Regions from separate parts of the Homo sapiens genome. Here region 2 is linked to region 1. Evidence: chromatin loops called from intact Hi-C (ENCODE). Cell type or tissue: HCT116. All regions are shown on one strand. Each heading gives the region's core, and the rest is flanking DNA. Links, peaks and the distances in the headings are about the cores only.

What was found. A loop is a pair of places that touch in the nucleus more often than their neighbours do. Peaks named below come from ENCODE experiments on the same cell type or tissue, not always from the same donor. Only the 100,000 strongest peaks of a DNase experiment are listed, where the experiment ranks them.
Region 2: it touches region 1 in a loop (2.5-fold over the local background); 7 of 110 quality-filtered maps call a loop at or near these places.

The regions. Positions count from the first base shown.
Region 1 is chr10:50,929,988-50,946,510 of GRCh38, forward strand. No RefSeq gene overlaps it. Among named protein-coding and RNA genes, the nearest start is that of A1CF, 53 kb to the left of the region's middle. In HCT116, for the core only: a CTCF peak has its summit at 7,737 (motif pointing right); a DNase peak (open chromatin) is centred at 7,784.
Region 2 is chr10:50,781,563-50,798,085 of GRCh38, forward strand. No RefSeq gene overlaps it. Among named protein-coding and RNA genes, the nearest start is that of ASAH2B, 50 kb to the left of the region's middle. In HCT116, for the core only: a CTCF peak has its summit at 7,583; a DNase peak (open chromatin) is centred at 7,599.

The sequences.
Region 1 (16,523 bases), core at 3,753-11,752:
TGGAGATCATTATGGGTTATCAGAGCCCCTATTATGGAGCAGCCAGGAATTCAGAAGCTAAGCTTTCCCTAACCAACTATCTTATCAATCTTTTAATGTATGTATCATTTCATAAGAAGACACTTCATTTGCATCAGTATTTAAAGACTACATTATAATTTAATTTCAACTGAATTTCATCTTTCTAAAGACCTGCAGGTTTTAACTAATTTAGGGAGTGGCCTATTGTTCAAAAGCAGATAGTCTTGTTATAAACTAGGCATTTGTTTAATGTGGCTCAGATTCCACAAAAGACCGTTTTTCCCAGGGACACTCAATGCAAGACTGTGTCATAATACGTTGGATGGATGGACTTTTATTCATATAACCAGCTCCTTCTTAAAGAGCTTTCAGGTTGGATTTAGTTATTTTCCTAGCAATGCAATGCTTCAGTAAATATTCTTATACATAGATAGCTTGGCATAATTTTGTAGAAATCTCTGAAAGGAAATTTCTAGCAGTGGAATGACCAGATCCAAGAATTTGTCCTCCAACGTGCCTTCACTAATCTTAGATTCTTACCTGTAGCGTATCACAGTACCTGGTTCTCCATATCCTGAGTAGGATACAAGTGAAATATCTACATGTGTGTATACCAAGAGAGTTTTAGAATTATGTCTCCGTAATTGTGAATGAGGCTAAAATTGGTTAACATGTTGATTGTATTTATTTTCTTGTGAATTTCCTGTTCATATTTTTCATCTACTATTTTTCTATTTAGTGTTTTCTTTTTGATGGGTATAGCAAGTGATTTTTTAAAATCAATCCCTCTAAAAACATACGGGAATGAGTACTTTTTAAAAACTTTATTCTCAAAAAGTAGTAGCAGTAGCAGCAGCAGCAGCAGCAACAGAAAATACTCTACAATTCAGGTCCCTCTTTCTTCTGGAAATTAGTTATTTTTCAGTTTCATTATAGTAACTTTTTTAAAGTTCAAAATCAGATGATAGTTGATGGGCAGAGTCATAAATATGGGTAAATATTTGTCAGTCTTAGTAGTAAGAAATACCAACATTTAGTCTTAGTAGTAAGAAATATCAAAATGTATCCTTAATTTCATATTGTTGAAGAAATAATATTAACAGGAGTTAAAACCATTTTTGTTACAAATTTTTCGAAACTATTTCAATTCATTTAACACTAATTAACTTACTTTTAGACTACTGAACTTTTTAAAAAGTAGTACTTACATTATCTCTACACTTTCCTTCTAATGCTTCAATTTAGATTTTTTTTTTACACTGGCACTAGGTATCCAAGGAAGTTCCTGGATTTTAAAGGACAATTAATCTCCAAAATATCCAACATGCTATGACACCAGACATGATTTGAATACTTACCAACTTCCTATCTCAGGTTGTTTTCACTATCTATAAATCTGTATGGCAGACCTAGGTTAATGAATTATATATTATGGACTCTTCAGCTTAGACCAGGAACTATTAAATTGCTAGACTTTAATGCTCACATCAATCACCCAATTCTAAAATAAGAACTTTATTTTTCTTCTGACATAGTTAAGAGATAATTTAAAGGAATAATACATATTAGACTTTTCTCTTAAAGGAGTGCCCACATTGTTGAAATGCTGAAGTTTTGAAAACATTTTCTTAATATGGTAGCAGTTTGCTTAGGTGAAATTATCTGAGATAAGTATTCCAGAAAAGAGGCCAACTTTACAGGATCAATCAGACTCACAATATGTTTAAGGCATGAAAGTTAAATGAAAGTGTTTATAAAGCTAATATCTCAGTAGGTTACAAGTTATTATAGCAGAGTAATATATCTTTTGATTATTAGAAACTTTCATCATGAAATATTGAATTTTTGACTACACAGTCATTATTCTACATTAAAATGTAAGATGTTATCTCCCTGGAAGCATAAAGATCACCCAAAGAGTTTCTCATTGATCTGTGATTTATATTTGACACCGCTTATTTCACTTATATACTGATATACTTCATGATGAACAGCCTAATTTAATCTCTCATATGTGGTGGTGATCACTGTTAAAATTTATTATTCATGACATGCAATAGCTGGGGTCATATGTGGCATTGCTATAATATAAGATAATGTGCAGACACTCTTCTGAGCATTCCACATGAATTATCTCATTTCAACCTCACAACAATCCTAGAAGGCAAGTACTGTTAAATCTAATTCCTGGGGGAAGAGTCTGAGGCACAGAGATATTTATTTAAAATGGCTATAGCCTTAGTAACTCAGACAAGTGGATGATAGAGCTGGCTGGCTAACTCGAGAATCCGTAACCTTCACTATGTAGTTCCTTCCTGTAGAAACACCATCATGGCCAGCCTGCTGGTGTTTGCTATCCCACTAGTCTGCCACCTGCTGCTTTTCCCCACCCTCTCCTGTAAGGCCACAGATATCAAACACACACACACGCATGCACGCACACACTAGAGGTAAAGAATTATAACAGTTTAGAGCACAACAGCCAAAATGTTCTATTGTCTCCTCTTCATGTTTAAAGCCTTTCTCACGTATTTGCAACATCATTCAGGCTTTTTTCTGAAAGGACATTTTCATTCCGTTCAACATGTATCTGCCTTTTATGACATCTGAAAAAGTCACCACTTTCTGAACTTTAAATTCCAGATTCTTTACACAGAGGAAACAGCCCTTCTCCTCTGCCAAGTAAAAGCAGTAGGTAAGAGTTGAAGCAGACACTTAGAAAAAATTGAAAAATCTGAGAAAATTGTTTTGCCTCAATTTCAAGTCTTAAATCATAACTTCTTCTTTGAAATATAAAAATCTCACTGTGCAGGAAGAAAGAAATTTAGTGTTATTTTACCGAAGCCAATCCATTGTCTACATATAACACGTTTCTGTCACTTGTAACATTCTGAAAGGATACAGTTGAATTTGGTGGCAAGAATGTCTTAAAACTAAGCAGATGATAAGTACTATTATGTATGTTCAATTGGCTTTGTAAAGATGTTTAATTACTTTCTTCTTAGCTGTCATTTAATACTCAGGCTTTCCCATTCCTGACATTCATGACAATAGTAAAACACTAGAAGGTGAATTCAGAAATACACTGAGAGGAAAACAAGACTGAGGAAAACAAGACTGAGCCCTCTTCAAACCCATACAAAAAGACTGTGTTAGATTGGAGTTAGAACCAAAGCAAGATTAAACATCTAAGTTTCAGGGTACATAACACTAAATAGCATAGGATTTTAAAGAATGATCTCTGTTTCTTAGAGCCTGTTTTGCTAAGGTAGAGGCTGTGACTAGAAAAAAAGGAACAGAAAATACTTGAATAGCCTTAACATCATTCCAAATTGGCTTTACTGTAAGGGACCTCAGAGTTTATTGGTGGTGTGGCTGAAACGTGTCCTGCATTTGACTACGTTGTGTTCCATACTAAGGAAACAAACAATAATAGCTAAAGTGATTGATACACACTATTGCGGATCAGTTTGCTTTGTAAGATGATCATGAATACTTACTTTGCAGTTCACAAATATCTCAAGCCCCTCAAAAGACAGTTTTTACCAGAGCAAATGGCTTCATGATCACAATAAATCCTTGGGAATCTTCATCATATTCTCACAACTTAAGTATAAGCAAAATGCAGAGTGTGTAAAAGGTACACATTCATGACTTGAATAAACCTTAGTGCTCATTTAATTCAACATTTTCCTTTTACAAGGGAGGAAAAGACAATCCAGACTGTGAGTGTTAAAACAGTATGTTTGTCATAAAGTGAGGGAGAAACCAGAAGCAGAAGCAAAACTCCCTGTGGACACTGGAGCTTCTGACTCTTGGGGTAATGACCACAACTTTGAGCCTGGCCCTATGTTCCGGCCCCCTCTGTCTCTCATCAGAGGCTCCTTTCACTCTTCTCTGGCCCTTTCCAGTTCCTCAAATGTACTAGCCTCTTCCTATATCAGGGATTTCCAAACTGCTGCTGTCTCTGGCTGGGCTACTTTTCCCACCGATTTCCCCTAGTTAATACCTACTCAACCATCAGCTTTTACTAAACGCTTTATCACCTGCTCCAGCATGTTTTCCTGTCTCTTGCCTTCTCATCATGTTTTCATATTTACTTTTATTTGTTTACTAAATTAATATTCACCATGCCCCCTGTGGACTGTCCTCTCAAGAAGGGTATTACCTATGAGCATTTTTCATTCCCATTCTGTCACCAGCATAGTGACTGATACACAGAACATGTTCAATATGTATTTTAAGTGAATGAATGCTGTGGATGGATATATTATTTCCACTGAGGCGGGTTTGGTGAGGCTGAAGTTGTGGATAAGCTGAGTTACTAAGAGGATGTAGAAAGAACAAACAAAAGGATTTTTGCTAGGAAGACAAACTTTTTGTATTTCCTGGTTTAGATCAATGTCCCTACTGATTGCCAGTTTAAATTCTGTGATAATTGGTTCCATCACAGATGGATCATTCCCCAGTTCTTTTATAAGGACACATATAACTTTAACCAACATAGGCACAAAAGTGCCAATACAATAGACTATTGAAGCTGAAAGAGGCATTATAAAACTCCTGGTTAAATGCTCCATTTTATTTTATTTTTAACTTTTATTTTAGGTTCAGGGGTACATGTGCAGGTTTATTATATATGTAAATTGTATATCACAGGGTTTTGGTGTACAGATTTTTTCATCATGCAGTTAATAGGCACCTGATAGGTAGTTTTTCAATCCTTTCCCTCCTCTCACCTTCCAGCTTCAAGTAGCCCCCAATGTCTGTTCTTACCTTCTTTGTGTTCATGTGTACTCAATGTTTTGCTCCCACTTATAAGTGAAAACATGTGACTTTTTTCTTCTGTGTTAGTTTGCTTAGGACAATGGCCTCCAACTCCATCCATGTTGCTGCAAAGGACATGATCTTATTCTTTTTATGGCTGTGTAGTATTCCATGGTGTGTAGTGTGTGTGTGTGTGTGTGTGTGTGTGTGTGTGTGTGTGTCTGTATCACATTTTCCTTATCCTATCTACCGATTTATATTTTTTTGGGTATATACCATGGTGTGTATTTTGTGTGTGTGTGTGTATCACATTTTCCTTATCTAGTCTACTGATTTATATTCCTTTGGGTATATACCCAATAATGGGATTGCTGGATCAAATGGTAATTCTGTTTTAAGTTATTTGAGAAATCACCAAACTGATTTCCATAATGGCTGAACTAATTTACATTCCCACCAGCAGTGTATAAGTGTTCTCTTTTCTCCACAACCTTGCCAGCATCTGTTTGTTTGTTTTTTTTACTTTTTAATAATAGCCATCTGACTGGTGTGAGATGGTATCTCATTATGGATTTTATTTCCATTTCTGTAATGATTAGTAATGTTGGGCATTTTCTTATATGCTTGTTGTCCATTTGTATGTCTTCTTTTGAAAAGTGTCTGTTCATGTCCTGTGCCAACTTTTTAAATGTGGTTGTTTGTTTTTTGCTTGTTAATTTGTTTAAGTTCCTTAAAGATCCTGGATATTAGATCTTTGTTAGATGCATAGTTTGCAAATATTTTCTCCCATTTTGTAGGTTGTCTGTTTACTCTGTTGATAGTTTCTTTTGCTGTGAAGAAGCTCTTCAGTTTAATTGGTTCCAATTTGCCAATTTTTGTTTTTGTTGCAGTTGCTTTTGATTTCTTCATCATGAAATCTTTGCCAAGGCCTATGTCCAGGATAGTATTTCCTCTGTTATCTTCCAGGGTTTTTATAGTTTTCTGTTTTACATTTAAGTCTCTAATCCATCTTAAGTCAATTTTTAGATATGGTATAAGGAAGGGGTTTAGTTTCAGTCTTCTGCATATGGCTAGGCAGTTATCACAATTATTCCATTTTATAGGATAGGAAACAAGATTTTCTTGGCCACTGGATTGGTTCGTTCTCATGCTGCTGTGAAGAAATACCCAAGACTCGGTAGTTTACAAAGAAAAGAGGTTTAATTGACTCACCGTTCTGCATAGCTAGGGGGAGCCTCAGAAAATTTACAATCATGGCAGAAGGCACCTCTTCACAGGACAGCAGGAGAAAGAAAGAGTGCAAACAGGGGAAATACCATAGGTTTATAAAACTATCGTATCTCATGAGAATCACTCATTATCACCAGAACAGCATGGGAGAAACTGCTCCTATGATTCAATTACCTCCACCTGGTCCCACCTTGACCTATTGGGATTAGTACAATTCAAGGTGAGATTTGGGTGGGGACACAGAGCCAAACCATACCAGTAGCCCAGTATATCAAAATATTCAGAAAAATGGTATTGGGAGGGAGGTGTATTGTTGCCCCAGTATTTGGTTTCCAGGCAGCTATTAACATGAAGTACTGTCACATTCTTCAAACTTATCTAGTTCTGCCTCATTCTGAGTGATGAAGGTTTGATAAGGTGCAGTTACACTTAGTCTGTACCAACTTTCACCCTAAAGAGTATGAAGGAACTTGTTTGTCTATGTGTCTGTCACAGCATTAGTGACTTGCTTTAGAGAATCTTGTGAATCATGAATAGCTCCACTATCTATCCTTGCCTTGGGACTTTGCCATGCCCAGTGTTGATGACAGTCACTGAAATTCTGCCAGGTTGAATCATTCATTATTACCTTGTCTGCAGAAGAATTGCTGATCTTTTGCATATCATCATCTTATTCTTCTTTCATTTGAGATTATGGATATTTGTAAAATCTATTCAACATCTTTGATAAATCATTTTAGATAACTACATATTATTCCATTTCTTGAATATTTTTTCATTTCTTAATCAACCTTCTAATGTTGGTCATTTAGGTTGTTTACAATTTACAACTATAATATATTGCTGAAATAAGTTGCTTGTGTTATTTATTTAGGATAAAATCACAGAAATCAAATTACCACTCACATGGTAGGAACATTTGTAGGGAACTTAATACATGGTTTCAAATTGGAAAAGTTTTCTTAAGTTTATAAAATTAACATTACTCTATAAGATTCCTGACAGCAGAGATTTTATCTTTTTAAACTATCTTTTTCCTGACACCTCAAGTAGTTTCCTAACACCTAAAAAAGCCTGGTATATTGGTATAAATAAATATTTTTGTATGACTGATTTATGACTCTACTTTAGTTGTACTGATTAAGTTATTCCCAGATGAACCTAGAACCAAGCTATCAACAAAACATCAACTTTGTTTGTGTACCAAACTGTGAAGATAAGACAGGAGGAAATAAATCTGCTGTCTACCTTTTGTGTTTTTCAACCCTTCAGCAAAAGTAGGCTCTGGATATGTCTTCAAATGGAATCTTTGGTTTTGTAATCTTTTTTAAAAAATTGGTTGATTCTCAACTTTTGTAGGTGATGACGGTGACGGTAGTAGTAGAGGTGTGTGGGTGTGTGTCTGTGTGGGTGTTGTGTATGATGAGGATGTGGGCAGAGATTTCCCCTTCCCACTTATCAGTTTAAATTAGTATCTAATCACTTAGGCTTTGGATATTTTTGTGATTTCTTCAATTACTACTGAACTGAAAGGACATAGTTGCTGTTAGAGTTTGCAACCTGGGCTTTGATCTAGATATACACTTATAATGAATCTCTGTGACCTTTTAAAAAAGATGTATTTGTTTTGCTCAAATTGCGTATGGAATTGTGAATTGGAATGGTACTTAATCTTTTCGGTTGCAAACCTTTCTCAAGACATCCCAAGTGCTGAACACTAGATGGCATGGTAGAGTTATCATACTATTCTTGGAAGAGAAAGTCCACTCCAAAGCATGGAAATTTTCTGCCTTGGCAAAAATAAACAACTGAAGTAACAAAATATAGCTTGCTATAGGAACAAGCATGACTTATCTTCACACTTTTAAAAACTATTAACTGAGTATATATTACACTCCCCTTTTCTAAGTTATAAGAGTAATAATGCTTGTCAAAACAAACCTTAAATATAGAAATAAATAAAAGTGGAAAATGACTTATAACCTCATTAACCAGAAATATCCACTGTTAACCTTTTGATAAATTTTCTTGAGATTTCGAGACTCCTTGATGCATATGTAAACATTTATAGATACATAGATATAGAAAGATGTTTGGAAAATGCCATTTTATAATATGCATATTTATAGAGAAATATAGATAGATATTTGGAAAATGCCATTTTGTAAAATGCATTCTATCAAATAAATGAAAGACATTTTTCATGTCACTATATGTAAAGTATCACAAAAATAGTTATAGTTGCAGTGTTTTACATAGAATATATTTATCATGGCCAGGAGCAGTGGCTCACACTTGTAATAGCAAGAAAGTGCAAGACCCTGTCTCTACAAAATCATAGTCCTAATTACTCAGGAGGCTGACATGGGAGGATCACTTGAGCCTGGGAGGTCAAGGCTGCAGTTGAGCTATGACTGTGCCACTGCACTCGAGCCCCAGCCTGGGTAAGAGAGTGAGACCCTGTCTCAATAAAAAAAAAAAAAAAAAAAGAATATATTTATCATAATTATTTATTTAGCCAATTTATCATTGTAACTTCAGGTTGTTTTAGAATTTTTGCTATTATAACATTGCTGAAATTAGCATCCTTATTCTTAATACTCTATACTTTTCCAATTATTTCCTCAGATTAAATTTCTAGGTAAAGTGTTATACGTATTTAGATTTGACTTACCTTATCTTATAAAAGTGACCCCAAAGAGTTCACTTGCCATTTACACCATGCAAGTACACAATGTGAAGATGGCCATCTGACCTCTATTGTCAGATTGTCCACCAAAATTATTAAATCAATTTATTTCTATTACTGCCTAAAGTACTTGAGAATCCCGTTTTCTCAACATTTTTGCCAACATTGGGTATTTTTATTTTTTTGAGTGTTTTTCAGTATGAGGCTTCAACAATTAATATTGCGTTGTTTTATTTTGCAGGCTAAAAATTATTAGTGAGGTTACACATTTTTTTTCTTTTACCACTTATATTTCTTTCTTGTTGAAACATATGCTTGTATGATCTGGTGACTACTCCTTTAGGATGTTTGTCTTTTTCAATAGATTGTTAAAAGGTTATTTTATATTTGAGACACTGACTCTTCATGTTTTATGTGTTGCCAATTTTTGATCAGTGTGTAGTTTTCTTTTCCTTGCTAATAATATTTCTGTTGTTTCACTTGTGTGCATTTGGGTGTGACTTGCAGAAGTTTGACATTTTTAGAGCATCAACGCTATTAATCTTTTCTTTGGTGCTTTTTGTTTTTGATGCTGTGCTTACATACCATATCAAGACTGTAAAAGAATTTGGCTCTGAGTAAGAGACATATGTGTTCTTTATAGAGTAAAATACTGTAACAAAAGTTATAGTTATAATGTGTTTATTTTTGTCAGCCAATTATAAATTTGTCATATATTAACATATTTAAATCTTCCTAAATTCACATATTTTCACTATATAACCTGCTTAGTTTATTGTCTTTGGTATTGGAAAATGCTGTACACAACATATTGTACTTCCAACCTCCGGTTAGGACTGAAAATTTTAAAATCTCTTCTCTGCTATTGTCTTCCCTACACAGAAGCCCTTAAAATTACAACTAAAAGGTCTACCTCTAACCAAAGTCTCTAATTATTGACTTCCTTTTTGTTTACACTGCTTCCCTCATGCTTTTTAAAATAAATTTCTGTTCAAGTTGAAGCCTAGGCTGCCCTTCACTCCCCCTCAGGTTAATAATACTTTTGAATATAAGAATCAAACTTTGTTGATACCACAGTAATGTTCTAGTGGGTAAGACCTAAAGGTTTTTTGTTTTTGTTTTTACCTTATCTTAAAAGATATCTAGACTAATTTGAGTGAGAAACATATTGAAAAACTTTTTGCTATGGATTGAATGTTTGTGTCCCCCTACCCCAAATTCATATGTTGAAATTTAATTCCAAATGTGGTGATATTTGGAGCTGGGAATTTTAGGAGGTGATTAGGTCATGAGAGATGGAGCCTTTATGAATGGGATTACTGATTTCAAAAAAGAGACCCCAGAGAGTTCACTTGCCCCTTCTACCATGTGATGACACAACGAGAATATAACCATCAGTGAACCAGGTACCACGTCTGCTAGCACCTTAAACTAAGATTTCCCAGCCTCCAGAACAATGAGAAACAAACATCTATTGTTTTAAAGTCACCCAGTCTATGATATTTTGTTATAGCAGCCCAAGTGGACTAAGACACTCTTCAAAGAGAAAGTGTATCATTCTTATAGTCCTGTATTAAAGGAAATGGCCCTGGGTAGTTTCTCAAGGATTTGTTCATTCATCTATCCATTCAAAATATATTCTTTAGCACTTACTAGGTGCCAGGCTCTGGGGATATGATGGTAAATAACAATAGATATGATCTTACTTAATATGAATATTAGAGTGTGGGGATATGTGAGAAAACATAAAAAATGTAACAATCACATCATTAATGTAGCCTTTCAAAGACAGAAATATGGACCTATGAGACTGTATAGCAAAGGATCCTGACATGGACAGGAATCAGGAAAAGCAGAGTCCTGAAGATTGGATAGAAGTTATCCAGATGAAGAGACACCATCTAGCTGTTCATGCAAGAGATTATTTCATTAAAAGGACTTGTAGCAGGAAAGTTCTTGGCATACTCAAGGGTCTGAAATGAGGCTGATGTGATTGGAACAAAGAAACATTATGCAGAACGAAGGTAGGGAGATAGACAGAGGCTAGACTAGACACGCAGAGCCACATTAAAGATGCTATTCACAATTCCAAGAGTGATAGGAAATCATGGAAGGGTTTTAAGTGGGAAGGTGGGGAGGTGACCTGATAGGAGCTCTTTTGTAAAGCTCACTGTGACTGTGGTATTGGGAATCAACTGAAAGGGGGCCAGAGTAGATGACAGGGAACAATGTGAGGGGCCCTGTAGTGGTCCAAGAGAGTGATGGTGGTACTGCGAACTATATGGTGGTGGCTGCAAAGAACATGAGATGTAGATGGATTTTAGAGGCATTGAGAAAGTGAGATTGATGGAGCCAGGAGGTAGATTGAAAATAGGTTTGAGGCAGAAGGATATGTCAAGGATGGTTCCTTGAGGCTTTTGTAACTAAATGGACAGTGATGCACAGATAAGTTAGAGGCAGAATAGCATAGGTTAAGTCCAGAATATATTGCATTCGAGATGCCTTGGAGACATAAAAGTGGAAATGTCAAGTTGGCAATTAGATATCATCTCTGGAATTCAAATGAGAGATTGAGGCAAGTGATATACATTTGGAAATCATTGACCCATGTGTGTGAACTGAAGTGATGGGCATGGTAGAGATTACATAAGGAGAAAGATAGTAGGAAAAGAGAAAAAGGCCTAAGCCTCAACCTCAAGGATATCCAACATTTAATGACTACACAAAGGAGTATCTGGAGAGGTGGTAGGACATCTAGGAGAGTGTGGTGTCCCCGTATCATGGGTAACCACATTCTATTTGCTGTGATCGCATGACCTTGATCATAGATACTGGATGAAGGGTAAGCATTTGAACTAAGTACAGCTAGTCTGCAGGCTAACCAGAAGCACATGAGGCTTTCCAACACAGATAATCTCCCAGCAGGGCTGTCTACTGGATAATGGGTGAATGAACAAATTAGATCCTCTGCCTTGGAGATGTTGGATGCCAGACCCACAAATGGAGGGCATCCCTGATAGGAAGAGCAGAAGCCAGTGACTTACAGAAAGGAGCAGAGGCAGAGGGTAGCTGTGTTACAATCATGGCAGAGTACGAAAGAAGGAGTCCCTGCTGCCCAGGGGGAGCAGACAACCCAGTGTCTAGAGTTACGTTGAGTTGTAAACAAGCTTCTAGTATCTGACTTATATTTCACTCCATGCAAAGCCAAACTGCATGGCTATTTATAAGTTTTTGTAAGCAGAAGCTACTTAGTGATCCATCTCATAATTTTTATTTCCACATGTATTTTATAAGAAAACTTACTGCGGGGGAACCTAAGTCTGTTTCTTACAATTTAAACTGTTACCTCACCCTCCTTCTTCAGGTCCTCCCATGCACTTTTACTTTTCATTCTTGTTCTCACATGAACTTTATCCCCTTGCCCTCTACCAGCTTCACTTTGATTATGTCCTCACGTATTATGTGGATTCTTTTAAGTATAAACTCCTCTTTTAAGTATAAACCATTACCCACTAATGCAGCTCTGAAGTGGTTTTGCATTAAAAAAAATCGTGGTCTGACATAAACTTAGAGAGTGAAATAGTGAAATGGAGCCTCAGAAGTGTGAGGGAGTGGGATGGGGCTGGATGATGAGAAATTACTAATGGATACAACATGCCTTATTTGGATGATGGATACTCTAAGAACTCTGACTTGACTACTTTGCAATCTATGCATGTAACAAAATTGCACTTACAGCCCATACATTTATACAAATAAAAAATAAATAAAGATGTTCTTCCTCAACTAAAAAAAATGGTCTGAAAAGGAATTTCAATTTTTTCTCTTTAGTGGGGTCGAAGCACTTTGTCCACACCAACTCCTGTCAAACTTTCTTCCCCATTGGATTCTCTAGCATGTCTAACCTCAGGATGGGTCTCACTGTCTTAATTTTAACAGACAGTGGCAGCACCAAGAGGTGACTAGAGGGGACTTTGGTTAAAGTGATCAAACGTCCAGGGCTTTGTACCTGTTGGTTCATCATAATAATTAATGTCACCTCTTTCCATTTGCAAAAGCGCCTTAGCTTGGGCTGTAAACTTTGTGGTCACTCTCGCTTACTCCCCCTCTCCTCTCTCCTGATCCCAATTTCCATCAACCTTCCCCAAAAGTAAACATATAATCTAAGCTCTCTTCTTGTATGATGGCCCCACATTTTCTTTGCTCACATTAAAGTCCCTTAAGTGAGTATAATTCTTCTCTGATGACTTGTCCTTGCTTTCCTCAGAGATCAGAGGAAAGAAAAGGAGGAAAGCTGTGAATCCCCACAAATTAAAAACTTTATCTTGTCACATTCCTCTTATCCTCTACATTTTTATCTTCCCATCTCTTCCTATCCTTCCTAAAGCTTGGCAGCTCATTACTGTCATTAGAGAGAAAGCCCCTTCCTCAATGACTAGAGTATGCCTCTCTCATTCTTCCCTGGATTTATTATGTGCAGGCATCAGTATGGCTGTGGGTGAAAGCAAAGGTTCTGGAGTCAGCCTGGGTGTGAATCCTGGTCCCACCATTTATGAACTCTGTGCCATTGGGCAAAATACTTCCACTCTCAGGATCTCCCTTTCTGCACCAGTACAGTGAGTATAAGGAGAGTATATGCCTTACAGGACTGTGAAGCTTAAACATGATGATACATATAAAGCACTTTGTTTCTGGCAGGTTTCAAATGCTAATTATATGTTGGATATTAGTATTATTATCCATTTCCATGCTAGAGGTTCATCCTCTTTTAAAACCACCATCTTCAAATTAGCACTGATGTCACCTGCCCTCGTTTAGCATCCTCCTATTTGGCCTTTCCCTGAAGACTTGAACACATGCATATTGTTTTTCTCATTCCCAGGGACTTTTCTGAACCTAGTCTCCATCCCCTGAGCACCTTGACTTCATGATCCTATGCCCATTGAGACTTCTTTCACCTTCATGTCTTTGCCACACCAGGTAAGAGAATTAATATTCTCAAATATACAAAGCAAGGCTGTGACTCAGTTCACTGGTCATAGTCTCCTCTCCTCTTTCATTTATCAGCAACCCCATGGCTAAGTTGTAGATCCAGGATGAAAATCTAGGTCTTTCTGATTAAAAATTCATGATTTAGCTCTTATGTTTTACTATATTTTCAATCACAATCGACTATTAGTCTCTTCTCTTACAATTTTGTGTTGAATCAGTCTTTCCTCCTGCCCTGAGTCAGATTTCTTTTTTTAATGGGATCTCACTCTGTCACCAGGCTAGAGTGCAGTGGCATGATCATGGCTCACTGTAGGCTCGACCTCCCAGGCTCAGGTGATCCTCCCACTTCAGCCTCCTGAGTAGCTAGGACTACAGGCGTGCACCACCACACCCAGCTAATTTTTGTAGATTTGTAGAGACTGGGTCTTGCTATGCTGCCCAGGCTGGTCTCAAACTCCTGGGCTCAAGTGACCCGCTGCCTCAGCCTCTAAAAATGTTAGAATTATAGGCGTGAGCCACCACGCCTGGCCAGGTCAGAGCTTTGGTACAAATGGAAAGTGGGCTTGTCTTTGCCCCCTTCAGGTGTATCTCTTTAGAGCCTCAATACTAGTTAGTTGCTTGGCATTCCTAAGGGAATATATAGGGAAAGAGGAATAATAGAGGTATGGTTGGCCACTGGATCAGAGCAATTTCTTCTGCATCAAGTGATACTAATTCAGATATTTTCTTGCATGGTGGATATTTCATATCCCCATCTTCCCAAAAGAAGGAATTACCTTCCCTTAGGAGGAGAACCATCTTGAGAATGATCTAGAAGAAAAAATAAAATGGGCTGATGAAAATTATTTTGGGAACAACTTTTAATTATTAGGTTACGTAAGACAGGAAGCTCATTATGACTATAACTATAAACTTTATACTGGATTCTATGCGTAAAATTGGCAAAAGTTCCAATGTATTGCCAATCACTAACTTGAAGATAAGAGCGACTGGAAACACTTTGTTTCTCAAATTTAAGCAGAATCAAACTGATGAAGCTCTGCACCACAGAGACCATGACTTTCTTCTTACTCTGTTGTTCCATTCTGGATGGGCCAATGATAGACCTTCACTTGGTCATTTTATAACCATGTGTGACACAAGGAGCCTGTTAACCTGGTTATGAAGCATCAGCCCAGGAAACAGATGTTTTATTTAGAAAGTCTGTCACTAATAACAAAATGAATATTTTTATTTTTTTAATTGAGTCTTTTAAAACTAAATGAACTGGGCATAAATACTTCTCCTTTTCAAAAGTGTTTCAAAACTTCCCCAGTACTTACTTAGTATAACAGGCTCTACTTCCCAAGATTTGGTTCCTTTAAAATAGTCCTGACCGAAAGTCATCTGTTTAGTTTCTTGTTTATTTTTCAAAATATTCTTATATTAAAAATGAAAATAAAAAGTTCATAATTACCGATATTTTGAATGTTTTATATTGTTTAAATAAATATTAATTAGTCTTCTTTTTGATGTTGCATTAACTTATTAATTATGTGGCCTTCTAAGTGAGAGTTCTCATTGATTATAGTAATGTATGTTTGTATGTTTTATTTATAATAAGGGTTGGGGGCTGTTAGACTCTGATCTCAAAATACCTAAATTTGAGTCCTACTATTGCCACTTAATAACTCTGACTTTGGCAGCTTATTCAATGGCTTTAAGCCTCAGTTTTCTTTTCTGTAAAATAAAGAAACTAATATTTCCTACTCTGTAAGATTCTTGCGTGTATTCAAGAGTAAACTGCATATGAAGCCTACTACCTAGCATAACAGCCCAATAAACCTCAGAAATAATTGCTATTTTGGCTGTAGAACAGCAACAGTTTAGCACATGCGAAAACCTATATTGCCCTAAGGGCTTCTGATCATGATTCTTTCATCATTTAATGTAAAATAAGCCAGATTAAAAAAAATTAGATGCCCACAGTAGAGAAAAAAAGTAGGAAAGTGTCTTATCCCATTGATGGCATAAGAAAAGTCAGACACAAAGTTTCTGTCTGAAAGTCAAATTTGGCACCCCAGGATAACACAATGAGTTCTTTCAGACATTCAGTTTTTTGGACTTGAGCAGTTTGCAGAGTTGGCTCATTATAGGCAGATGGTTTTATTGTCAGATTGCAATGATTAAGTAATAAGGGAAATCTTATTTTAAAATATCAGTCTTTGTAGAGTTAGTCCTTAGAGACTGCAGTTGTCATAAAACATCTGAATGGAAAAGTTATATCAGAGGAAAACATAAGCAGTTTTCTCATAAAAGTTGACTCCATCCTCTTTCTGCCTCCCTAAGTTACTTTGTTATAGAGCAACAGCTCAAAGGACTGTCATTTTTGCTTCTTCACTAGTAGAAGAGAGAAAGTAAAATGCAAAGACAAGCCAATTGCTATGGAAAACCAATAAAGTAGCCAAAATTTCAGATAACAATCTTTTTTCTTTTGAAATGCTTTGTAATAATTTGTTTGCTTTATTTCAATGCAAAAGTTTCCTACATTACACATCTAAACCATTTAAAATATAAATGATTGACTTCAAATGAATGCATAGAGTTTTCCCCCCACATTTTTTACTTTAATGACATAATTAACATACTGCTTATTATCAAAGATGATGCTACCTGGAAAGTCTCAACAATGAATGTATCACAACCAGAAAAGTTTGTATATGATTAATTTATATTTTATTATTTATTTATTTATTTTTGAGACAGGATCTTGCTCTATTGCCAAGGCTGGAGTACAGTGGCGTGGTCTCGGCTCACTGCAACCTCTGTTTCCCGGGCTCAAGGG
Region 2 (16,523 bases), core at 2,821-10,820, 150 kb before region 1:
GATAAAGGAGACAAAAAAAGGAGGTGGATATTGGGGAGAAATTTCAGGTGGAAGAAAAGCCTTATTGGTAGGGGAGCAGAAAAAACATTTACTGAAAATCCCAGAGAAGATGCAGTACGTGAGGGAAGTGGACAAAGGCGAGATGACACCTTTACCAAGGTTACTCCGGACTTTATATTTGAATTCCTTTCAGTCATTTGGGAAATGTAAGTAAAAATTTGAATTCCTTATAAACTGCTTCTTGAACGTGACTCTGTTCTGAGACTGAACTGAAAGGGACCAGGTTTTGTCATGGCAAAACAGGCTGGCTGTGGATATTGAATATAGTCCTTATCTGGGAATAGTGCACTTATATTTGTGGCATAAACCAAAGAATAATGGGAGAAGAATTTTGGGCCAGATGGGAGATGACTTCTGACTACTTCTATAGACCACACTCAAGGGTTTAAGAATGTGGCAAATGAAAGTCTGTCTTCAAGATAAGATATTTAGCTGCACACAAAATGTTAACTCTCATTATTTTGAATCTTAAAGATTTCCAAATTAGATTACATATTTCCTTACTTGATTAAATATAGAACTGTAAGAATAATTCAGTCTCCCTTAATGGCCCAGTGTCATCATTGTGGACATTAGTTATTATGCAAGGTTGTACAGGGCAAAGACTTTGGAACTTAAAGTGCATCAGGCTTTTTGCCCCAGTGCTAATAGCACTACACACATTCAAGAGATTTTTTTAAAATTATTAATTCTTCTTTAGTCCCTTTTCTGCTGCCAATTCTTTATAATAGGCTCATTTCTAGTTTCCCAATTGTCAGGGTAGGGGCTTAATAGTAGCTCTACCTCTTTTTCTGAAGTAAGGCAAAGGGTCTTTGTGAGCATAGTCTTTGTGTGTGTGTGTGTGTGTGTTTAATACTTCGAGTTTTAGGGTACATGTGCACAACGTGCAGGTTTGTTACATATGTATACATGTGCCATGTTGGTGTGCTGCACCCATTAACTTGTCATTTACGTTAGGTATATCTCCTAATGCTATCCCTCCCCCATCCCCCACCCCAAAACAGACCCGATGTGTGATGTTCCCCTTCCTGTGTCCATGTGTTCTCATTGTTCAATTACCACCTATGAGTGAGAACATGCGGTGTTTGTTTTTTTGTCCTTGCGATAGTTTGCTGAGAATGATGGTTTCCAGTTTCATCCATGTCCCTACAAAGGATGTGAACTCATAATTTTTATGGCTGCATAGTATTCCATGGTGTATATGTGCCACATTTTCTTAATCCAGTCTATCACTGTTGGACATTTGGGTTGGTTCCAAGTCTTTGCTATTGTGAATAGTGCTGCAATAAACATATGTGTGCATGTGTCTTTATAGCAGCATGATTTATAATCCTTTGGGTATATACCCAGTAATGGGATGGCTGGGTCAAATGGTATTTCTAGTTCTAGATCCCTGAAGAATCGCCACACTGACTTCCACAATGGTTGAACTAGTTTACAGTCCCACCAACAGTGTAAAACTGTTCCTATTTCTCCACATCCTCTCCAGCACCTGTTGTTTCCTGACTTTTTAATGATCACCATTTTAACTGGTGTGAGATAGTATCTCATTGTGGTTTTGATTTGCGTTTCTCTGATGGCCAGTGATGATGAGCATTTTTTCATGTGTCTTTTGGCCGCATAAATGTCTTCTTTTGAGAAGTGTCTGTTCATATCCTTCACCCACTTTTGATGGGGTTGTTTTTTTTTTCTTGTAAATTTGTTTGAGTTCATTGTAGATTCTAGATAATAGCCCTTTGTCAGATGAGTAGACTGCAAAAATTTTCTTCCATTCTGTAGGTTGCCTGTTCACTCTGATGGTAGTTTCTTTTGCTGTGCAGAAGCTCTTTAGTTTAATTAGATCCCATTTATCAATTTTGGCTTTTGTTGCCATTGATTTTGGTGTTTCAGACATGAAGTCCTTGCCCATGCCTATGTCCTGAATGGTGTTGCCTAGGTTTTCTTCTAGGGTTTTTATGGTTTTAGGTCTAATATTTAAGTCTTTAATCCATCTTGAATTAATTTTTGTATAAGGTGTAAGGAAGGGATCCAGTTTCAGCTTTCTCCATATGGCTAGCCAGTTTTCCCAGCACCATTTATTAAATAGGGAATCCTTTCCCCATTTCTTGTTTTTGTCAGGTTTGTCAAAGATCAGATAGTTGTAAACAAGTGGCATTATTTCTGAGGGCTCTGTTCTGTTCCATTGGTCTATATCTCTGTTTTGGTACCAGTACCATGCTGTTTTGGTTACTGTAGCCTTGTAGTATAGTTTGAAGTCAGATAGTGTGATGCCTCCAGCTTTGTTCTTTTGGCTTAGGATTGACTTGGCAATGCAGGCTCTTTTTGGTACCATATGAACTTTAAAGTAGTTTTTTCCAATTCTGTGAAGAAAGTCATTGGTAGCTTGATGGGGATGACATTGAATCTATAAATTACCTTGGGCAGTATGGCCGTTTTCACAATATTGATTCTTCCTACCCATGAGCATGGAATGTTCTTCTATTTGTTTGTATCCCCTTTTATTTCATTGAGCAGTGGTTTGTAGTTCTCCTTGAAAAGGTCCTTCATGTCCCTTGCCAGTTGGATTCCTAGGTATTTTATTCTCTTTGAAGTAATTGTGAATGGGAGTTCACTCCTGATTTGGCTCTCTGTCTGTTATTGGCGTATAAGAGTGCTTGTGATTTTTGCACATTGATTTTGTATCCTGAGACTTTGCTGAAGTTGCCTATCAGCTTAAGGAGATTTTGAGCTGAGATGATGGGGTTTTCTGGATATACAATCATGTCATCTGCAAACAGGGACAATTTGACTTCCTCTTTTCCTAATTGAATACCCTTTATTTCCTTCTCCTGCCTGATTGCCCTGGCCAGAACTTCCAACACTATGTTGAATAGGAGTGGTGAGAGAGGGCATCCCTTTCTTCTGCCAGTTTTCAAAGGGAATTCTTCCAGTTTTTGCCCATTCATCATGATATTGGCTGTGGGTTTGTCATAGATAGCTCTTACTATTTTGAGATACATCCCATCAATACATAATTTATTGAGAGTTTTTAGCATGAAGCGTTGTTGAATTTTGTCAAAGGCCTTTTCTGCATCTATTGAGATAATCATGTGGTTTTTGTCTTTGGTTCTGTTTATATGCTGGATTACGTTTATTGATTTGTATATGTTGAACCAGCCTTGCATCCTAGGGATGAAGCCCACTTGACCATGGTGGATAAGCTTTTTGATGTGCTGCTGGATTTGGTTTGCTAGTATTTTATTGAGGATTTTTGCATCGATGTTCATCAGGGATATTGGTCTGAAATTGTCTTTTTTTGTTGTGTCTCTGCCAGGCTTTGGTATCAGGATGATGCTGGCCTCATAAAATGAATTAGGGAGGATTCCCTCTTTTTCTATTGATTGGAGTAGTTTCAGAAGGAATGGTACCAGCTCCTCCTTCTACCTCTGATAGAATTCCGCTGTGAATCCATCTGGTCCTGGACTTTTTTTGGTTGGTTAGCTATTAATTTTTACCTCAATTTCAGAGCCTGTTATTGGTCTATTCAGAGATTCAAGTTCTTCCTGGTTTAGTCCTGGGAGGGTGTATGTGTCGAGGAATTTATCCATTTCTTCTAGATTTTCTAGTTTATTTGCATAGAGTTGTTTATAGTATTCTCTGATGGTAGTATTTCTGTGGGATCGGTGGTGATATCCTCTTTATCATTTTTCATTGTTTCTATTTGATTCTTCTCTCTTTTCTTCTTTATTAGTCCTGCTAGTGGTCTATCAATTTTGTTGATCTTTTCAAAAAACCAGCTCCTGGATTCACTGATTCTTTTGAAGGGTTTTTTGTGTCTCTATTTCCTTCAGTTCTGCTCTGATCTTAATTATTTCTTGCCTTCTGCTAGCTTTTGAATGTGTTTGCTCTTGCTTCTCTAGTTCTTTTAATTGTGATGTTAGGGTGTCAATTTTAGATCTTTCCTGCTTTCTCTTGTGGGCATTTAGTGCTATAAATTTCCCTCTACACACTGCTTTGAATGTGTCCCAGAGATTCTGGTATGTTGTTTTTGTTCTTGTTGGTTTCAAAGAACATCTTTATTTCTGCCTTCATTTCGTTATGTACCCAGTAGTCATTCAGGAGCAGGTTGTTCAGTTTCCATGTAGTTGAGCAGTTTTGAGTGAGTTTCTTAATCCTGAGTTCTAGTTTGATTGCACTGTGGTCTGAGAGACAGTTTGTTATAATTTCTGTTCTTTCACATTTGCTGAGGAGTGCTTTACTTCCAACTATGTGGTCAATTTTGGAATAGGTGTGGTGTGGTGCTGAAAAGAATGTATATTCTGTTGCTTTGGGGTGGAGAGTTCTGTAGATGTCTGTTAGGTCCACTTGGTGCAGAGCTGAGTTCAATTCCTGGATATCCTTGTTAACTTTCTGTCTCGTTGATCTGTCTAATGTTGACAGTGGGGTGTTAATGTCTCCCGTTATTATTGTGTGGGAGTCAAAGTCTCTTTGTAGGTCTCTAAGGACTTGCTTTATGAATCTGGATGCTCCTGTATTGGGTGCATATATATTTAGGGTAGTTAGCTCGTCTTGTTGAATTGATCCCTTTACCATTATGTAATGGCCTTCTTTGTCTCTTTCGATCTTTGTTGGTTCAAAGTCTGTTTTATCAGAGACTAGGATTGCAACCCCTGCCTTTTTTTGTTTTCCATTTGCTTGGTAGATCTTCCTCCATCCCTTTATTTTGAGCCTATGTGTGTCTCTGCATGTGAGATGGGTTTCCTGAATACAGCACACTGATGGGTCTTGACTCTTTATCCAATTTGCCAGTCTGTATCCTTTAATTGGAGCATTTATCCCATTTACGTTTAAGGTTAATATTGTTATGTGTGAATTTGATCCTGTCATTATGATGTTAGCTGGTTATTTTGCTCATTAGTTGATGCAGTTTCTTCCTAGCCTGGATGGTCTTTACAATTTGGCATGTTTTTGCAGTGGCTGGTACTGGTTGTTCCTTTCCATGTTTAGTGCTTCCTTCAGGAGCTCTTTTAGTGCAGGCCTGGTGGTGACAAAATCTCTCAGCATTTGCTTGTCTGTAAAGTATTTTATTTCTCCTTCACTTATGAAGGTTAGTTTGGCTGGATATGAAATTCTGGGTTGAAAATTCTTTAAGAATGTTGAATATTGGCCCCCACTCTCTTCTGGCTTGTAGAGTTTCTGCCGAGAGATCTGCTGTTGGTCTGATGGGCTTCCCTTTGTGCGTAACTGGACCTTTCTCTCTGGCTGCCATTAACATTTTTTCCTTCATTTCAACTTTGGTGAATCTGACAATTACGTGTCTTGGAGTTCCTCTTCTCGAGGAGTATCTCTGTGGCGTTCTCTGTATTTCCTGAATTTGAATGTTGGCCTGCCTTGCTAGATTGGGGAAGTTCTCCTGGATAATATCCTGCAGAGTGTTTTCCAACTTGGTTCCATTCTCCCCGTCACTTTCAGGTACACCAATCAGACATAGATTTGGTCTTTTCACATAGTCCCATATTTCTTGGAGACTTTATTCATTTCTTTTTATTCATTTTTCTCTAAACTTCTCTTCTCACTTCATTTCATTCATTTGATCTTCCATCGCTGATACCCATTCTTCCAGTTGATCGAATCAGCTACTGAGGCTTGTGCATTCATCACATCGTTCTCGTGCCGTGGTTTTCAGCTCCATCGGGTCCTTTAAGGACTTCTCTGCATTGGTTATTCTAGTTAGCCATTTGTCTAATTTTTTTTCAAGGTTTTTAACTTCTTTGCCATGGGTTCAAACTTCCTCCTTTAGCTCGGAGTAGCTTGATTGTCTGAAGCTTTCTTCTCTCAACTCGTCGAAGTCATTCTCCGTCCTGCTTTGTTCCGTTGCTGGTGAGGAGCTGTGTTCCTTTTAAAAATCAGAGGTGCTCTGATTTTTAGAGTTTCCAGTTTTTCTGCTCTGTTTTTTCCCCATCTTTGTGGTTTTGTCTATCTTTGGTCTTTGATGATGGTGACATACAGATGGGGTTTTGGTGTGGATGTCCTTTCTGTTTGTTAGTTTTCCTTCTAACAGGACCCTCAGCTGCAGGTCTGTTGGAGTTTGCTAGAGGTCCACTCCAGACCGTGTTTGCCTGGGTGTCAGCAGCAGAGGCTGCCGAACAGCGGATATTGTTGAACAGCAAATGTTGCTGCCTGATCATTCCTGTGGATGTTTTGTCCCAGAGGAGTACCCGGCCGTGTGAGGTGTCATTCTGCCCCTACTGAGGGGTGCCTCCCAGTTAGGCTACTCAGGGGTCAGGGACCCGCTTGAGGAGGCAGCCTGTCCGTTCTCAGATCTCCAGCTGCATACTGGGAGAACTGCTGCTCCCTTCAAAGCTGTCAGACAGGGACATTTAAGTCTGCAGAGGTTTCTGCTGCCTTTTGTTTGGCCATGCCCTGCCCCCAAAGGTGGAGTCTACAGAGGCAGGTAGGCCTCCTTGAGCTGTGGTGGGCTCCACCCTGTTCAAGCTTCCTGGCAGCTTTGTTTACCTACTCAAGCCTGGGCAGTGGCGGGCGCCCCTCCCCCAGCCTCACTGCTGCCTTGCAGTTTGATCTCAGACTGCTGTACTAGCAGTAAGTGAGGCTCCATGGGTGTAGGACCCTCTGAGCCAGGCACGGGATATTATCTCCTGGTGTGCTGTTTGCTAAGACTGTTGGAAAAGCACGGTATTAGGGTGGGAGTGATACGATTTTCCAGGTGCTGTCTGTCACCCCTTTCTTTGACTAGGATAGGGAATTCCCTGACCCCTTGCGCTTCCCAGGTGAGGTGATGCCTCGCCCTGCTTTGGCTCACGCTTGGTGCGCTGCACCCACTATCCTGCAACCACTTTCCGACATTCCCCAGTGAGATGAACCCGGTACCTCAGTTGGAAATGCAGAAATCACCCATCTTCTGCGTCGCTTACTCTGGGAGCTGTAGACTGGAGCTGTTCCTATTTGGCCATCTTGGCTCCTCCTCCGCATAGTCTGTGTTTTATGGGCCTTGTTTGGAGGTAAAGACTTTTCTGTGATATATTGGATCTCATAATTAATTGGTAGATCTTCTGCAAGCCTTGGGTTCCAGCCTCATCTGTGTCCTTAAGTAGCTATGTTTTGGGTATCACTTATCCTTCCTCAGGTTAATTTCCACATTTGTAAAATAGAAACTTGGAAACATGTTCTCTGAAGTCTTGGAATGATGGGTGCAGCATGTTTTCAGGAGTCAGATGGTATTCAGAAATTCTTATTTGCAAGGTTGGTAAGATAGTTAAGCAAGTTAGTTCATCTCTATGTCTCTTTCTGTTTTCTTGTCCATTTTGATAGTTAATAATATTGGTTGCATAGTTACTGTGAGGTGTGGGTAGAATAAATGGCAAAAATTCCTCTTACAGTTCCTGCAACCCAGGGGAGAGTACTGGTTAGTTCCAGTTCCCTTTCTTCAATTGAAATTTTTTCTGCAAGATTAAATGCCAAAGAGATCAGAATTCCCCAGATTCCTTCAAAGTCTCTAGGTGTCATTAGCCAAATAGGCCACTGGATGTCATACTTGATCTAAGCTACTGTACACATACTATCCAGTGCACTTTGGCTTGGACAGTCTTAGGTTTTTAGGAATAGAATAGACTTTGGCAATCTTCGAGGCCAGAGTTTAAAAACTGTGGTTATAGGCAAGTTTTATTTTGCACACATTTTATTTTTCTCAGTATTCATTGTACTTGGATGCATCAAGGCAAAGGGTGCACTCTTCAGAATGATCAGAGTTGAGACAACTGTGTCCTACTCCCTGGAGTCTTACAGGTGTGCTTCACTCATTTGGGTCACCCAACTAGTTCCTTAAGGGAAGGGAGTGTAGGAGTCCTTTATGTCCTTTTACAAAGGAGGAGCCTGACCACCCAGGCAGCTTACATGGTTTGACCAAAACACAGGTTAAATTGGTTGTAAATCTGGACCTAGAACTCAGGTCACTGAACTCCCCAGTTGGTCCTTGGCATTGAGCCAGGCACTTTAGAGCCACATCAAAATTATGTACCTTTAGGAAATTTCTACTATGCAGAAGCAGATGGTATGAATCATTATCTGGTTCTGCCTCTCTCCTAAGCTCTGTCTAGTGACAAGCCATAAAATATTCTGGCCTTCACACTGACATTTGATTGGGTGTTTTATCTCATGAATATTTTATCTCATGATTTTGATTCAGGGATGGGACTGTGGTTGGATTATGAGTCCCAAGGCACTTAGCAGAGAAACATTAGGCTAACAATAAAGTCCACAGCCTCTAACAGGAAATCAGTAAAACAAGTCAAGGGTTATGATTTATCCCAGCTCTTGTTAGAAAAAGCAAGCAAAGAGAGCTCACTCTGAGTACTAATAAGTTATAATGTAACCATACACATGCATAGTGGGTACACACTCTTAAACATAGAAGTTTAAATTTTCATAACAGTTAGATGGAATATATAGGCTAATATTGCCTTCAACTATACCCACTGCCTTTGGAAAGGCAGGAAGGATCATCGTCTTTCAAATTAAACTCTCCCTGGTTGTATTCTCACTAAAATTGTAGGTTATTTGTGGGATGTTGGTGGCAGAATTGCAGACCTATAGGAGCTACCAAGAAAAGAGTGAGTCAGGTCTCCTTATAAAACACTTTGCTACCTGGGGCACTTGTTCTGAGATCCTGCACAAGTTGGGAAGCATGTGGTTCCTTCCCTGGGGACCCAGAGATGTGGACGGGGAGCCATGTCTCTTCAGTTAATGAATTTTGAAGGTTCTTAAGGAAGCTCACAGGCAAGCTCTTTAAAGTCTTTTGAAGAACCTTGATGTCAATGATTAAAAATGGTAGCATAGCCTATTAGAAGTGGAACAAGTATGAAAGAGCATCAAGCTGATTTTCACATGACAGAATCAGAAGTGGGGGTCTGGAGGTGATAGAGGACTTGCTGAAGGGTAGACAGCAATTTAGCTGAGCCAGTGCTTTCTTATACCCAGAAAGTATTTACTGCTTTTGCTACTTTATGCTCATTTTGTTTTTTGTTTTTCTATTGAGGTATTATTGACATGCAATAAATTGCACAAATAAATTACAGAAATTAAATTATAACATTTGATAAGTTTTGACATGTCTATTCTCACAAAACCATCATCACAGTCAAGATGATGAACAAATCTATCACCCTGGAAAGTTTCCCAGTGCTGCTTTGCCCCTCTCCCCAAACAACCACAACCTGTGTTGTCTCACTCTACATTCACTTGCATATTCTAGAATATAATATAAATGGAATCATGCAGTATCTACTCTCCTTTGTTTGGCTTCTGTTGTATACAACATACTTATTTTAACATTCATCCATGTTGCAGCATGTTTACTTTTTAGTTGCTGAGTAGCATTCCATTGAATGAATGTGCCACAATTTGTTTATTCCTTCATTCATCCGTTGGTGAATGTTTGGGTTTTATTCCAGTTATTGGCTGTTACAAATAATGCCACTATGAACATTCATGCACAGGTCTTTATATGAATACATGCTTTTGTTTCTCTTGGATCAATACCTAGGAATGGAATGGCTGGATTATATGATAGGAATATGTTAAACTCTTTTAAAAACCAGTGTTATTGAAGAGCAATTGATATATAATACATAGTATACATTTAAATTACACAATTTGATAAACTTTGACATACGTATGCACCTGTGAAAATGTCAACACATTCAAGATAGTGAACATATCAGTCACCCACAGATGCTTCCTGGTGTTTCTTTGTAATCTCCCCACCTTTCTCAGCTCCAAACTCAGGAAAACTCAGACTTGCTTTCTGTCACTATAGGGTAGTTTCCATTTTCCAGAATTGTTTAAAATGAATTAATACAATATGTGCTATTTTATGTTTGGGTTCTTTCACCCAATATAATTATTTTCCATTTCACCCATGTTGTAGCATATCAATAGTTTATTTCTTTTTTCTTGATGAGTCCTGTTCCATTGTATGGATAGATTTTGGTTATTACAGAGAAAGCTGATAGGAACATTCATACATAAGTTTTTATATGGAAATATGCTTTCATTTATCTTGGGTAAATATACAGGAGTGGAATGGCTGGATCATACAGTGAGTGTACCTTTAATTTTCTAAGGCACTGCCAAATTGTCTCAAAATTCACTGTATCATTTTACATTCCCAAGAGCAGTGTATAAGACTTCCAATTCTTCTACAACCTTGCCAACATTTCTTATGGCAAGTCTATTTAATTTTAGCTAGTCCAATACATGTATAAGGATATGTGAGTGTGATTTTAATTTGCATTTCTCTAATGACTAATGACGTTGAACATCTTTTTAGGTAATTTTGTCCTCCATATATCTTCTTTGGTGAAATGTCAATTCAAATCTCTGTCCATTTTTAAAAATGAGGCTTTTGCTCTTAGTGTTGAATGTTGAGAGCTCTATATCTCCTAGATACACAGCCTTTATAAGATATATTCTTTGCAAAGATTTTCTCCTAGTCTGTGGCTTGTTTCATTCTCTTTTAAAGACCAGAAGTTTTAAATTTTGATAGAGTTCAAGTTATCAATTTGGTTTTTTATACATCATGCTTTTGGTGTTATATCTAAGAAATATTTGCGTATCTTAGGGTAACAATATTTTTCCTATGTTTTCTTCTAGATGTTTTATTGTTTTAAGTTTTAAATGTTTTTCTAGGATGCATTTTGAGTTAGTTTTGCTGTATGGTGTGAGATATGAATCAAACTTTGTTTTACCAATAGATATTCAATTGCTTTCATCACCCTTTGTTGAAACAACTATGTTTTCTCCACTGAATTAACTTTACACATCTGTCAAAAATCAGCTGGCCATTTATATATATATATATATATCTTTGGATTCTATTTTGTTCCATGGATCTGCTTTAATATCCTGACACTAATATTGCAATGTCTTAGTTACTTTAGCTATAAAATAATTCTGGAAGTCAGGTAGTACAAGACTTCAAACTTTGTTCTTCTTTTCAAAGTTGTGTTAGCAAGTCCTATATGCATTTTCATATAAATTTTGCAATCATCTTGCCAACTTCTAAATAAATCTGCTGGAATTTTGACTGGGGTTGCACTGAAACTATGATTGGGGAGAATTCACATTTTGGCAACATTGGGTCTTCTGACCCATGAACATGGTGTATCTCTCCATTTATTTGGGTTTTCTTTAATTACTCTCAGTAATATTTATAGTTTTCATTGCACAAGTCTTTTATATCTTTTTAAAATATTTATCCCTATTTCATATTTTTTGATGGTATTGCAAGTTGTATTGCTTTTTAAATTTCAACTTTGGGTAGTTTGTTGCTAGTATATAGAAATACAATTGATTTTTGTAGATTAATCTTATACCCTGAAACCTTGCTAAACTCACTTATTGGTTCTTTATTAAGAAAAAATAGGACAAATAAACAAACAAATGATAATAAATAATAGGACAAATAAATAATATGACAATAAAGCTACTTATATTTTGTTTCTTCTTTAAGAGCAAATTTATTCTTATTTCTTAAAGAAGAAATAAGATACAAGTAGCTTTATTGTAGAGTCCACTGAATTTTCTATTTGGACTATTATGTTGTATTTAAATAAAGACAGTGTTACTTCTTTCTTTCCAGTCTGAAATTTTAATTTTTACTTGTTCCATAGAGAAATGAACCTGAAAATTTCTGTGAAAACCCTACTAGGCTACATTTGCAAATTTTTGTGATAATGATGACTGTTATTTATATGATGCTTACCATGTCAGGCACTGTGATAGGTATTTTAATGTACATAATTTCAATGAATCCTCACAGTAACCCTGTGAGGGAGACATTATGATTTCTCTTTAACTGATGAAGAAACAAAATCAGGGAGTTTAAGTGATTTTCCAAGATCAAATAGTGAGTACTCCCAAGCCAGTGCTCATGCTGCTCTGCAAGGTAGCATGGGATTAAAAAGCCCAATGGGAGTCATGTTGAGGTGGACCTTGAGTGTTAGAGTAGCAAGTCTCAGCCCATAAACACAACATAAAGAAAACATTGCTTTATTTTTCTGCAACTCAACTTGATTTTTCACTGAGCTCCCATCTTATCGGACAGGTAAAAATAAAAACTTGCTAAGACTCATCTTCCCATTCCTGAGACTCTGCCGCAATCCTTAGTATCCTGTATAGTGCCAGAATATAGCCACGGAAAGGGAGAGTTTGGTCTTCATCATTGGGTCATAGAGACGATTTATGAGAAGGCCAATGTCTCTGTCTCTACAGTGCCTTTCATTCCCTTAGAGAAGCCCTTGCCATGTTTGAGGCATGGATATATAGTCAAGGCTGCTTGAACTTGTTCTGCAGCCATTCTTTGAGATTTTGTTACTTCTGGAGGGTGCTGCTTGGAAGTTGGAACTGAATTCCCTATGTTCTTGGTTCTTGAGGTCTCTACCTTCTCTCTCTTCCCATCCCCATGATATTTTGTGGATGAGGATATGCATTTCTCCCTTTGCTTTTCTATGATAGTTTGTCTCTGCCTTTGTCACTTTCTGCCACCCTTTCAGTTTCTTCAAATACCCTACAAATTCTTCCAGTCCCTAAAGCTTTTGAAAAACCACAGCTAGAAAACCTTGCAGGAAATCTCTGTTTGATGTTTAGCCAGACACTTTTACTGAAGCAATGATAGACAGTTGTACCTGCTAAGAAAGGGGAAGAATACAGTGAGAATAGAAGAAAGTTACTATAGAAAATATTTATATAGCCATGTAAGCTAAGAAATCTGTAGTTAATTCCATAGATCAACATTTCAAGTATTGGTTGTGGAAAGGTTTCACTTTTTAAAATAAACTGTTTATTAAGTGGTTTTGTTAATGATACCTTCAGTTTTTTGAATATGTAATGATGAGGAAAGTGGAAATTTACAGTGGTATCATTCATTGGTATGCTGATTGATTGGTAATGACTACCTGGAGCCCTATGCTGAAAAGGATTCTGAGGCTGTGACTTAGACCAATAGGAGATCAATGAGTCATTCCTCAATGTCTGCCAAGGGTATGGGAGAGGAGACTGTCTGCCCATGTGCCAGATATTTGCTTTCCCTGGGGTGTTTTATCATATTTTATTATTGTTAGGAGCATACAGAGGGGATAGAAAATTTGGCAAGTGGCAAGGAAGTAGGCCTTGTGGTAGTAATATGTTGACTGTGTGCTACTGAAACAATATTGGTCTGTGATATGGTTTGGCTGTGTCCTGGCCCAAATCTCAACTTGAATTGTATCTCCCAGAATTCCCATGTGTTGTGGGAAGGACCCAGGGGGAGGTAATTGAATCATGGGAGCTGGTCTTTCCCATGCTATTCTCATTCCTTGTGTCCCAGCCACTCTAGCCAAGGCCGAGAGCGGCCAACATACAACTCGGGCTCTGGCTTCAGAAGGTGCAAGCCTCAAACCGTAGCAGCTTCCACGTGGTGTTGAGCCTGCAGATGCACAGAAGTCAAGAATTGAGGTTTGGGAACCTCTGCCTAGATTTCAGAAGATGTGTGGAAATGCCTGCATGTTCAGGCAAAAGTTTGATGCAGAGGTGGGGCCCTCAGGGAGAACCTCTGCTAGGGCAGTGTGAAAGGGAAATGTGGGGTCAGAGTCCCCACACAGAGTCCCTACTGGGGCACTGCCTAGTGGAGCTGTGAGAAGAGGGCCACTGTTCTCCAGATCCCAGAATGGTAGATCCACTGACAGCTTGCACCGTGTGCCTGAAAAAGCCACAGACACTTAAGGCCAGCCTGTGGAAGCAGCTGGGAGAGAGGCTGTACCCTGCAAAGACACAGGGGTGGAGCTGTTCAAGACCATGGGAACCGACCTCTTGCATCAGCATGACCTGGATGTGAGACCTAGAGTCAAGGGAGATCATTTTGGAGTTTTAAAATTTGACTGCCCCACTGGATTTTGGACTTGCATGGGCCCTGTAACCCCTTTGTTTTGGCCAATTTCTCCCATTTGGAACAGCTGTATTTAACCAATACCTGTACTCCCATTGTATCTAGGAAGTAACTAGCTTGCTTTCGATTTTATAAGCTCATAGGTGGAAGGGACTTGCCTTGTTTCAGATGAGACTTTGGACTGTGGACTTTTGGGTTAAGTTGAAATGAGTTAAGACTTTGGGGGACTGTTGGGAAGGCATGGTTGGTTTTGAAATGTGAGGCCATGGGATTTGGAGGGGCCAGGGGCAGAATGATATGGTTTGGTTGTGTCCCCATCCAAATCTTAACTTGAATTGTATCTCCCAGAATTCCCACATGTTGTGGGAGGGACCCAGGGATAGGTAATTGAATCATGGGGGCTGGTCTTTTCCATGCTATTATTGTGATAGTTAAGAAGTCTCATGAGCTCTGATGGGTTTATCAGGGATTTCCGCTTTTGCTTCTTCCTCATTTTCTCTTGCCGCTGCCATGTAAGAAGTGCCTTTCACCTCCCACCGTGATTCTAAAGCCTCCCCAGCCATGTGGAACTGTAAGTCCAATTAAACTTCTTTTTCTTCCCAGTCTCAGGTATGTCTTTATCAGCAGTGTGAAAACAGACGAATACAGTCTGCCCACCACTGTTAGTCACATGTTTCAATTGATAGTCTCTGCTATAGAGTCTGAGAGTCTGAATCAGGTATTTATAAAACAGTGGCAGAACTGGGGCCAGAATTCTGGACTCTTGCTTCAGAGTTCACTCTTTTCATGGAAACTATATCAGGGGTCCTTGTGAATGTTCAGACTTAGAGGATTTTTTTTTTCTTAGTGCAACTTTTTTGGATCTAAAGTTGTTCATATCATGACATTGCTCATCAAAAGGAAATTTTACTCAGAATTGCTTGAAATATGGGAGTCAAAGATACCACCCACTTGCTGTTACTTAATATCATTCCTAGTTCTCGGAAATCCAGATTCTCCTCTCTCTTCTCCTCTCCCCTCCATTTTTCTTTTGCTTCAATTTCCTCCCTTTCTCTCTTTCTTCCTTCCTCTCATTTTCCTCCACTCTATCCCATACTCTCTTTCATCTGTTCCTTTCTCCCTTTTTTCTTCCCACTCAACCAGCATTTTTAAACACCTACTTTGTATCAGATACATAGCATTTCTTTAACTTCTTATCCTCTCCAACATTGGGCATATGCTTCTGGATATTGACATCAGCAACAGTTATCCATAAACTCAAAACCTGAGTTGGTTTCTCTGATTTTGCACAACAGCTTCAGTGACTCTCAGGTATAAACACATATGAATTTCCTGTAACTTTATAACTTCTCACTGTTATATTAGTCATCGATTGCTGTGACTCTCAGGTGATAAACACATTCACATTCATTGTAAGTTTGTAGCTTTTCACTGTTATATTGGTTATTAGTTCCTTCACAAAAAATTATCCTGAAGCTTAACAGATTAAAATAACATTTATTATCACTGTTTCTGTGGGGCAGGAGCCAGGTGCAGCTGGCTTGGTCATCTGCTTTGAAGTTTATCATAAAGTCCACTCAATGTATTAGCCAGGGCTGCAGTCCTCTCAAAGCTCTGCTGAGGAGTGACCCACTTCCAAGAGCAATCATGTGGTTGATAGCAGGACTCAGTTCCCCACGGACTGTTGGCTGCAGGCTACCTTCAGTTCCTTGCCATGTGACTCTTTACACAGCCCAGCTTACAATATGGCAGCCAGCTTCATCACAGTGAACAGGCAAGAACAACCAGCAAGGTGGAAATCATAATCTTTTATAACATAACCTTGGAAGTGATATCTGATCACTTTTGCCATCTTCTGTTCATTAGAATGGAGTTACTAGGTCCACTATGCACACAAAGGAAGGAGATAATACGATTGTGTGAATATCAGGAAGTGGGGCCAATGGGATCCTCCCTACACAGTTACACTTTCAATGGGTGACAATACTTCGAGAAACTCTAAGGTAAATTGGCTGTTTCCTTTTAGTTGGTAAAGGCAGGGTAAAAGTGCTGAAATTGCCTTTGCAAAAATTACAACATTGAGAAAATTTTGACAGTGAAAGCGATCTGTTGTAACCAAACCCCATCTTGCCTTTAAGCTCCAAGCTGCCCTTAATTACTCCTGGGCTTGGCCAAGCTAACTTTGAGAGACATTTAGTTTATAGTTTAAATAATGGTCCTTCCCTCAAACTAACTGCCTTTGTAAAGCTCATGAAAGACTACCAGATTAGGAGGGTGTAGAGCCTGAATTCTTCTAAGGTGTCCACTAAAGGATAACCAGCCATTATTCTGTAGGTCACAAAATTTGCAACTCCCCCAATTACTCTTGCAAATAACATCACTATAGTAGAACCTAAGTTGGCCTTTTGAGGTGTCTTTTCAGGTTTTTGCATTTCTGACTACTTATGGCTTCACCTAAGCCCACTGACTCCCTCTGATTTGTCCCATAACCCCACTCAGAAGCAAACTCCCTAGCCAGCCAAACTATCCTTGAAAGACCCTAGTC